2 separate regions of the Homo sapiens genome follow, and region 2 is linked to region 1. Evidence: read pairs that join two places in POLR2A ChIA-PET (ENCODE). Cell type or tissue: A673. All regions are shown on one strand. Links, peaks and the distances in the headings refer to the core of each region. The heading gives the core; the rest is flanking DNA. Region 1 has its middle 54 kb from the start of LINC02038. Region 2 holds the start of LINC02038 (long intergenic non-protein coding RNA 2038).

Evidence for each region. Peaks named below come from ENCODE experiments on the same cell type or tissue, not always from the same donor. Only the 100,000 strongest peaks of a DNase experiment are listed, where the experiment ranks them.
Region 2: POLR2A ChIA-PET joins it to region 1 with 14 read pairs; 6 of 35 experiments call an interaction of 5 or more read pairs at or near these places.

Annotation. Positions count from the first base shown.
Region 1 is chr3:193,894,893-193,900,270 of GRCh38, reverse strand. No RefSeq gene overlaps it. Among named protein-coding and RNA genes, the nearest start is that of LINC02038, 54 kb to the right of the region's middle. In A673, for the core only: no CTCF peak of the experiment used is centred there; DNase peaks (open chromatin) are centred at 1,070, 1,500, 2,250 and 2,850; H3K27ac peaks cover 5,000 bases.
Region 2 is chr3:193,841,867-193,847,244 of GRCh38, reverse strand. LINC02038 (long intergenic non-protein coding RNA 2038) reads left to right here and starts at 3,236. Exons shown (of 3, transcript NR_146718.1): 1 at 3,236-3,593; 2 at 4,020-4,167; 3 at 4,490-5,378. RefSeq lists a silencer at 4,542-4,725. In A673, for the core only: no CTCF peak of the experiment used is centred there; no DNase peak of the experiment used is centred there.

The sequences.
Region 1 (5,378 bases), core at 250-5,249:
ATTTCTATTTATCTTTTTACCTCCATAATTCTGTGCTGCTGTGTCTGTCTCTTGCGGCACTACAGAAGGGAGTTTTGTCTGATTTTGTGCAACACGACTTAAGTCATTTAAAGTAAGAATTTAATTTCTCTGTGAAATAAGGAGAAGACTATAGGTTAATTTATGGATATCTTTTCCTTTAAAGGATTCTAAAATAATTGGGGCCACTTTATCTCAAACCGAATGGAAAAGAGCCCTATTAAAAAGCAGAGAGGCCATGCTTCTAGATGAGCCGGTCTGACTTTATCGTTTAATTCCTAATTTGCACATCTTCCTCACTAAAGAAAACCCAGACCTTAGAAAGTAATCTGACCTTTGCAATTTAGGAGAGAATTAAACAGCATTTGTTTATAGTTAAATTCTATTTCAAAGTTTCACCTGAGTGGGATCTCTTTCTAAAAATAATCAGATAATTTTAAAAGTTAATTTGAGAAATGTACAAAGGCAAATTCCCCTGATATTCTGATAATATAATTAATATAATATAATATAATATAATATGATATAATATAATATAATGACAAAGGAGTGATCAATGGACAGGTTATAGTTGTTCATGCATCTTGTAGAATTGTGGATTTTCCATGAATTTCACTGTGAAATGGAGACATCCATCACAATCTTGCCATTGATTTTTCACTTTGATTTGAGGATTTCTGAAATGCTTTTTATAACCTTTCTTTCTTTGTATGCATTCTTCGGTTAATTTATCCATTTAATCAATCAATATTTGTTAAATTTACAATGTGCCAGGCACTTTACTTACACACTTATAATCTGCACCAAGCATTAAAAAGCATATGTTTATCTGTACTCCAAAAGACATAAGCCAGTAAGAGTTCCTAAATTAAGTACTCACAATTCCCTATAAAACTGTTTTCAGAATTTGTATTATTTAGCATTTTCCGAGGTATTTCTTCAGCACTAGCCAAATACAAAGCACAATGCTAAGCATGGGCATGAACAGGGAGATAAATCATGCACCAACTGTGCTTTCTAAGTAGCTTGGGCTGGTAAAAGGCACACCAAGTCCTGCTAGGGAGCAGATGTATGAGGGTGGGTGGAGTGGCAGGGATGCTACACAGAAGAGAGATTCCTTGGGCATAGGCTGAGGCAGGAACTTGCCAGCTTCTACATATCAAATTGGAATGTCAGGGTTCTGGTGTGGAAGGAGATGTTTTTAAAATGCTGTCTATGGGGCATGACAGTTGTTGGGGTATCCTGCTGGGGCCAAAGCCAATAGAGAGTTAAGCTCCCAAGGGCAACTCTTGCCTAGAACTTACTTAGACTGTCAGCCTTTAGTTTGTGGGTCACAATCTTCTTGAGGGTTCAAGAGAGACCATCTCAATTCCCTGCCAGATGGAAGGCCCACTGGAGGGAATAGGGCCTTCAAAGACGGTGTCCTCATTCCACCCCCAAAGGACTTGCCAAAGCCTTGGGCCTGTTGTTGCTCTCTGTTGCCCACCCCCGCCCTACTCAAAAGAATGATATCAGAACTTCATGCTGTACTGGCCTCAGGGGATAAAAGCATCAGAGTAGGTGAAATGCAGGACCTTGGCCTTCTGATTTAAATCAGCCTAGTGTAGCTGTTGGGTCGGTGGCTCTCACAGACCCCATTCTCACTTTACTGCATTGGGGTCAGTGTGGAATAAACACTAAGGTATTGGCCCTGTGTTATCTGGTATTGAAACTGTTCATGATTTTTCTTAGGGAAGTGTCAGATTTTCATGGTGTTTCGTGCCACTATTAGCCAAAGTATTTTAGATATATAACTTTTGATAGGCTATTTATTTTGATAGGCTAATTTATTTTGGCTAGCTACAAATAAATTAAAATGTAAAATAACTATATATGTTTTATATCTCTAACCATACATATCTCTTTGAATGCTGTCATTAAACAATGATAGATAAATTCCTGCTATGTACATTAAAAGTACCTACTATATAAAAATGAGCAAATACCACAAAGAAATGTGTTTCTTTTTCTATATTTAGTTGTACAATATAGATACATGTAGTGCTATGAAATCTCCTTCCTTCCTTCCTTCCTTCCTTCCTTCCTTCCTTCCTTCCTTCCTTCCTTCCTTCCTTCCTTCCTTCCTTCCTCTCTCCTGGCACTGGTGTCTCTTTTAGGTCCTTGCTGTCACATTGCATGCACTCTTAACCCGAATGCCGATGATAGCCCGCCTTCCCGGCTCTCCAGCCGCCCACCCCAGCACCTCCGCACCGTGCTTCTGAGGAAGAGCTTGTCCTCTCTTTCTGTGTGCTCAGATTACAGGCGTGTGTTAGGGAGGCCGGACGCCTGCACTCTCTGCCTCTCCTTGACTTTCTCTCACAGACATCTCTTTGAATCTGCACCTCCCTCCCTCCCACAGGGGCACACAGAGCATCTGACCCTGTCAGCTTCCAGGAGCTGGGCTTCTTGAAGTCATTACCTCAGGCCATCCTCTTTGGCCTTCACAACTACACCCAATCATACTGTTGTCTCCATTCTGTTTTTCCTAGCCTTTGAACTCCCCCAGCCACTCTAAGAAAACTTTCACATTTCCTTTCATCTCTCTGAAGGCTTCCACATCTGTATTTCTCCTGCTGATGTCCAGTTATACTCAGCTAGCCAGGGGAGGCAGGGAGCATCCACTGTTTTGCCTGTTGGCTCCATCCCCTCATGCCTGGGAGCTGTGCCTGATTTTGCTCGGAGGAACCATCCAGCACCTACTGTGTACAGCCTTGGACGGGCGCTAGCACCATCCCTCAAGGTTTCCGGCTTTGCACTGACCAGGGCTTAGCACGTGACCGTGCCATGGCCAATCGGATTCTCCCTCGGGAATCTGCATCTCAGATAGGCAGAGGCCGCTCCAGAAAGCTGTGATAGTCAATTAAGCACCGCAACAGCTCCTTATCCAGATTTTCCAGTAGTTTCCAGTAGTTTCTTTACCTAGGTCCTGCCTTGGTTCCTGGCTTTTCTGAGACTGATTCTTCTGATTCTGATTCAGATTCTGTAAGCAGTCCTGTATCTTCTCCTAAATTCCTTCTGTGCTTAAGATAGCAAGATTCTATTTCTTTTGCCTGCAATCAAATAAGCTGATAAAGTAGGTCAGTCCAAATAGCTATATTTTTAAGCTCAATTTATGTTATGATTATTCCTGGTTGGTCCATGTGGGAGTCTCCAGAAATCTTCTATATTTTGAAATGATGGCTTTCACAATTGAGTGTTAGAATGAACTTCCTGTTCCCAGGTCTAGAAAGTCACCTAAACTTTCTAGACTGAAGCAAGTGAACTCAAGAGAGGCTGACTTATCTACACTGTTCCTTAAATCCGTGCTTCTCAAACTTCAATGTGCATAAGAATCACCTGGAGAGCCTGTTAAAACATTGATTCTTGGGTCCTACCCCCAGAGATGCTGATCCAGTTGGTCTCGAGTGGGGCCCTGAAATCAGAATTGCAAACGAGCTCCAGGTGACACTCATGTTGTGTTTAAGGATTTCATTTTGAATAGTGAGCACTTTAGTATTATTTTCTCCCCCAGACAAGAGAGACTTCGGAGCACAGCAAGATTCCCTCTAGCTTGTTAAAATGAAAAGACAAGAGACAAGATGAGACTTGCCTTCCAAAGTGAGCTTTAGGAATGTGTGTGTCCCTCACCGGCCTCACTAACGACGTTCATCCCATAGAGTCCCTGAGCAGGGTAAGATGATGGCTGGGTTGGAGAGTATGTTCGAGGGCAGGGGTCTCCCCACAAGTCATGCTGGCATCTCCCCAGAGTCTCAGGTTGCTGGGCAGAAGGTCTAAGTCTACTTCAGTGGAAAGTTCAAGAAAAAAACCAGTGACCGTATAAGATCTTGAGGAAATGCAAGACTGCCTCCTGGGACTATTTGGCGGTGACCACAACTAGATCCAGGACTAGAGCTGACCTCCCTCCTCCCTGTGTCTTCCCCGGCCTTCTTTTCTGACTCAAACACCCTCTTCCCTTCTCTCTTTCAAACCATTTTCTTCCTTTTCTCCAAAACCTTGCTTTGACCTTACCTCTCCCAAGATTTCTCCCCCGCCGTCTTTATTCTACATTTGCCTAACATCTACATACTCAGCTTTTGAAATATGACTGATATGAATCACAGCCACTGCTTCTCTGCCCTTTACTACATCGATGGAGTTTTATTTATCTATCTCAATTCTTGCAACGACCTTATGAGGTATTATTACCCCAGTTTATAGATGAGAAAACAAATTCAGAGAAGTAGCTTGCCCAGATAAGCTACTTAGGATAAACTAGAGACAGAATTTAAACATTTCTCTGACTCTAAAACCCTTGCCCCATACCATACTGCATACTAAATCAATTCAGGGTGTGTGTGTGTGTGTGTGTGTGTGTTTATGTATTCCTATATGTGTTTTAATATTTGGCTTATCCATGTAACAAAAAGCTCACTCAGGCAGGACCTGGGTGCTCTAGGAGAGTATTCTAGTGGTTCTCCTGACCAGGCTCACATCCGATGGAGTACTTAGGGCCATGCTTCTTCCTAGAGCAATCATTCCAGAAATGTTGTTTACCACAGATGTGTTGTTCTCTGATGGCTGACATTTCTGAACACAGGCAGGGTTGGGCACATTGCTGGAAGTGAGAAGCATTTTTTCCTACTTACCAATCATCTGTGTTTTCCATTCAGATCTATGGGACAGATGAGAAATTGGCTTCCCAGGAGGAATAAAGAACTCATTATTTGTCATCAGCTATTGAGAGTCTGTTTTCTGCAGACCATGGGGCTGGATCGTAGAAGGCGGCACAGAGGAGGGCCCTAATTGGGAGGTCTTGGACACGGGGTGTCCTGGGATGCAGAGTTGCAGGAGGAGGGCCAGCAGGAGAGGGCAGGCAGGGATCAGGCCAAACTTGGGCTGGAGGAAACATCCTTATGATAGTACTGGTGTCTGGGCCAGACCGCAAACTATCCTTCATGCTGAACCTAAAGGTGTGTGGCAGATGCAGGTGCCCCCTGGAAGGGGTGCACTGTAGTTAAGAGTTTTGGGTGGTAGAGGTGTCGGGTATGTGGCAGCATTGCTAACACAGGTGCTTGGTTCATTCAGCCAGGGGCCCAGACAGTGGCTGAGAATGTACAGAAAACATTCTCTCTCTCACTCATTCATTCATACGTTCATTCATGCATTCCACAAATATGTATTGAGTACAGAACTGGGCACATAGGATATAGTTATAAACAAGACAGATAGTGCCCTTGCCCTGACGGAACTTGTGAAGGAGGCAGGTATTAAATGCTAGTCACACAAAGGGTGGTCTAATATAGCTGTGATTAATGCTGTAAAAAATAATATATTCCATCTTA
Region 2 (5,378 bases), core at 295-5,294, 53 kb after region 1:
TGAGTCCCGGAGGTTGAGGCTGCAGTGAGCTATGATCATGCCACTGCTCTCCAGCCTGAGTGACAGAGCAAGACCCTGTCTCAAAAAAAAAAAAAAAAAGAAAAGAAAAAAAGAAAAAAGAAACTTAGGAGAAAGGGCAGGGCTTGAGTCATCAGCATATAGACAGTCACTGTCTGAAGGTGATGGAGTTGGGGGATATTGGTTAGAGATTGGTTGGAGATGGATCCCAGAGTTTAGGGTGATATGAAAAGAAGTGAACTAGGAGAGAACTATAGACTTAGAGAAAATGGGGAAACCAAGAAACAGAAGCACTGGATGAGGCTTCTTGGCAGATACAATAAGGTGAATGTGTGAGGCATGGGGAGAGTAGGAAGTCACGGTAATTGAATGGATCCAGAGGTTCAAAAGCTGGCAAAGCAGTGGCATCACAGCTTGCCTTGCTCTCAGTATGGCCTGCTCTCAAGGCTACCCAAGCAAAATGACTGATGTTGACGTAACTGCATGTGCTTTTTCATTATCCTTCCTGGGCCAGCACCACATTTGACCCTTTTCCTAACCACCTTATTGGCTTACCAAGTCAGTGGCTGTGTTCTGAATGTGAGCTCCAAGGCTGCCACCAGTGACTGGGCTTGGTAAATGGTTCCCTTTATAGGACTCTGGGTGGAAAATTGGAGTTGTGGTTAGATTAGAATCATTTCCAACTGTGCTCTGTGGAAGTCCTGGAGACCACTGTTAGGTGGCCAGGACAGGTTGGAGGAGAAGGGAGAAGACAACTGCCACCCCACTCCTCTGAATTTAACCAGAATGGAACTTTTCTGTTTTACACACTGGATTCTGCAGCTAGGAAAACCTGAAACTATGTGTTTAATTATCACCAGGGTCCCTTCTAGTGCTAAGAATCTGAACTTCCCCTCGCTCCTCAGTTGGGCAACAAGTGAGTTAAGACTCCTGGCCCCACCTTGAACACTGCTGTCTTCCCAGGGTTCTTCCTTTTCACCTTCCAAAAGCTACCTCTCTTCCATCTTCTCCCCTCACCACCTCAGCTTTAGAAGGAAACATGTTCGCCGGTGCCTGAGAGGCTGTCTGAGGAAACCTGCTCTCAGAGCACAGGGAAGCCGCGTCAGCATGCTGCCCTGTGCACAGCTTCCTGGAAGGGGTCTGCTTACTTTTACTATTGCACTGAACAAATGGAAAAGAATTTGGGACCATTGCAAAGACCTACAGCCAGGGCAGCAAGGATGGTGGTGGGAGCCCAGCTGAGGCTGGGGCTAAGATTAAAAACTGGGCTACTCTTTACTATATAAAAGGAAGCAAAGCCAGGACTTAGCAGAGTGCCTCAAAGTATCACCAAACTGAGGGAACAGAAAAGATTTTCAGCTACTCTCAGTAAAGGGTGTTGCTATTTCAACTTCCAAAAGCAAAATGAAGCTGTAGCCTGCAAAGGAATGAAGTCATCTGTTCACAGACCCACAGGTGGAAAACTTTCTAAATAACATCGCTCAGCTTCCCACATTTGAGAACACAAACATTGAAGCCCAAGAGAAGTGACTTGCCCAAGGTTACAGAGACAGAGGCAGAATGTGTGGTTGGGGGAAGGAGCACTGTCTATAGGGTCAGACAAGCCTAAGACAGATCAGAACTCTGTGTGACCATAAGCAAATTCAGTAACTGTATTAGTCTGTTCTCACACTGCTAATAAAGACATACCCAAGACTGAGTATGTTATACAGGAAAGAGGTTTAATTGACTTACAGCTCAGCATGGCTGGGGAAGCCTCAGGAAACTTACAATCATGGCAGAAGGGAAAGCAAACACATCCTTCACATGGTGGCAGGAAGGAGAAATGCCTACCAAAAGGGGAAAAGCCCCTTATAACACCATCAGATCTCATGAGAACTCATTCAGTATCACGAGAACAGCATGGAGGTAACCACGCCCATGAATAAATTACCGCCTACTGGGTCCCTCCCACCACGTGTGGGGATTATGGGAACCATAATTCAAGATGAGATTTGGGTGGGGACACAGCCAAACCATATCAGTAACCTTTCATTTTCTCATCTGTAAAATGGGGGTAATAATAGCTACCTAGCAATGTTACCATGAAGACTAAATGAGAAAATATTTGTGAAATGCCTGACACAAAATAGTGTTCACTAACTAGTAGGCATTATTAGAATAAGGTATAAATTCCCATTGTGTACATTGTGTACATATGGTCCCTTTGAATGACAAGGAGAAACTCACAATGACAGGGCTGTGTTGGGCACTGCCTGGATCTCCCTGGGTGTTTAGTGGAAATACTACCCTTGGGGGTGAGATTTTTCTGCAGCTATCTTCATGGTTCAGGAGAGAGAGAGTCCTTCTTGTCCTTCATGAAGTTTTATGGTGACTTCTGTGCCAATTCAAGAGGAGCTTCTGAATCCGTTTGGACAAAGACAACACATGAACCACTGTGGGGCCTCAATTCCCTGCTGAAAGACTGTGTTCGTTCATTCAGCAAATACACATCTGAGCACCTACTCCATGTCAGACACTATTCTAGGTGCTGGGGATACAGCAGTGAACAAATAAAATCCTGTCCTCATGGAGCTTACATTCCAGCAGACCCTAACAATTCACAGGAAAGTGGTGACAGGGCTGATGTCAGGCTCTGAGGCCCTTCTGTTCAGAAGGCTCTTCCCTTACATTGCCCCAGCCCCTTTCTCTTTTTCCTTCCCACAGCCTCGGCTCTGTTCCCTCCTCCATTCTTATAATTCTCCTTTTATAAGCCACTCTCCATTTAACTGGTGGATTTAAAGCAAATAGCAATTGTGTTAAGAAGCAGGAAATATGATACTTTACACAATGATGGAGAAATCAGAAAAATTAAGGCTTGTATAAATCTCTTCTCTAAATTGTGCCCATAGGCCAATTAATTAAGCTGCTTTTGCCTTGTGTCTGTTGCAGCTGATACATTTCTTTCTGAAAATGGCTGGCCTGCATTAGAAGGGCCCTCCCCACTCCCAGAGCTCAGGTTTGGGTGTGTCTTTTAGAGTAAACATAGCACCCCTGACCCCACCTCCTTTATCACTTGGCTCTGGCTGTGAAAAGAAAGAGAAAAAAAGTAGGTTTGTTTAGTGTGAACTCTTTTTCTGAAGCCAACAGGGAGAACAAGATTTGAAACAAGAGGAGACTGAGTTGGGTTCAATGGTTAACCAGTCAGATTAATGAATGCTAGAAGGAGGAAATAGCCAGTAAGTAAAGAGGCAAGAAAAAATGTCTCCCCGTGGTTCAAAAGCCAACTAAAGTTTACCAAGAGCTGTGACCTGTGGTTAAAATGTCCTCAGAGGCCAGCTCTCATCTGATTTCAACCTGAAGCCCCATTTCCTATCAAGAGAGCCATTTGGCTCCTCTCTTAAGCTCAGCAGCCCTGAGGTGTGGTAGCCTCACGCTGACCCATACAGAATGCAACAGAACTGTCCCTGCTGCAGAAGTCTCAGGGTTCTGCCCCAACTGCATAGACTTCTTTCATGGAACCGGCTCCTCTATCCCCACAAGGCTTCTCCCCAGCACAGCTTCTACCTAGAATCAGACGGAGAGCTTTAGACCAGGTAAGAACTCTGGGCCAATGTAAATCAGGAGCGCCAGGCTGTCCCAGCCTCTGCCCTGACTTGCTCTATGAGTTTGGCAAATTCCTTAATCTGCCCATGCCTCTCTTTCTGTGTTGTTAACATGATGATGTTGGCCTAGAGCAGGGGCTGGCAAACTTTTTATGTAAAGAGACAAATATAATATTTTAGGCTTGTAGACCACATGGTCAGTATCTCTCTCAACTATCCAAAGCCACCACTGTAGCATGAAAGCAGCCACAGATGGGTTGTAAATGGAGGGGCGTGGTTGTATTCCAATAAAACTTTATTTACAAAGACAAGTGGTGAACAAGATTGGCCAGTGGACTGTATTTTGCCAACTCCTGGACTAAATCTCTAAGGATCTTTGCAACACTGAAATACCGTACTACCTGGATTGTTTTACAGAGAGAAAACGGAGGCGTGGTGACACCAAGTGACATGCTCCAAGCCGCTGAACATGTTGGTGGCAGAGCTAGAACTCGACACCAAGTCTCCTGGCTTTAGTCCACTGTGGCTCTCAATCCTCGCACACGCAGAGCACAGACCGTTTTTGGTACACGAGGCTTACCCTGGGAACTGCCCTCCCTCTGTGGCTTGGCGAGGGGGGTCGGGGGAAAGGGTAGGGAGGATGTGAGGGGTGGGGAGCAGTGCTCTCTCTGCCTGTTTCAGGAAGGCTCTCTGGTTTGGTGAGAGCCCACACTTTGTTAAGTGAGATAAGGGACACTACAAGAAAAGGAGGGGGTGGGTGGGCAGAGGACATCACGCTGCTTATTTTGAACCTGGGAAAACTGTGCCTTAGGAGAGGGAAGTCCTGCATATTTCATGCTGTGACTTCTTGCTTCCAAACTGCGTATGCTGGCCTCCTTTTCACCCAGATGGTGCTGCAGGGAACAAGGCCCCACCAGTGTGTGCTCTTCCTGTGTGTCCAAATTTCCACCAAAGAGGGCTCCTCCCAGGAGATTGGCTGCCGAACCTGTTCTTCCACGGCAGAAGCGGCGCAGCTAGCCCAGCACGACTCTGCTTATTGTTACGCTTCTGCCACATGTGTGTAAATTTGTAAGGAACTTGCCGCTCCTGGCTGAAGACCCAGGGAGCTTTTGCGCTGTTAATCTGTTTTCCTTTTTGCCCTCAGCCTTTGCTCTTCAGGGGAGAGGCCGTCGATAAGGTCCAATGGGGTGGGGTGACACCTCTTGGGCTCAGAATCTCAAGGGTCCCAAGGTCCAGTCAGTGAGAGCCTTCTGTCTACATGCCACCCTGTCCCCTCTGTGTGGAGCCCTCAGCAGGACCCTGGCCACAGGGCTCTGGAGCAATAATATTACCCCATGACAACTGTCGTGACTGCTACCTCAAAAAGTAAGACAGTCCTGCCATCTACGTTCATGGAGCTCCGAGGAGCAGCTCAGTTCTGTTTGTTGTGACAGGATTTTATAGCAAAATTTGCATGAAAGACATGAAGCTCAGCAATTGGTTTGCGACAGAGGCGTTTTCTTGCCAAATGAGGAAGTGAGATGATCAGAACTGGCTTTAGCATGAGCCTGGATTGGGGAACTCAGCTGGTTCTGGGCTCATACAACTTCACCTGTGAAGGTATATGGAATTCATGGTCAGCCCACATCTTCTAGCTGCAGGTTCAGTTCAGGGTGATCCCTACCTGGAGTTCTAGACTACCAGGCCAGTTTTGGAGGGTCCCGAAGGTATGAATAAGTGGTCCTGCAAACCCCAGCCCACCCTCACATATCCTAAAAGAAACTATGGCAGTTGGAG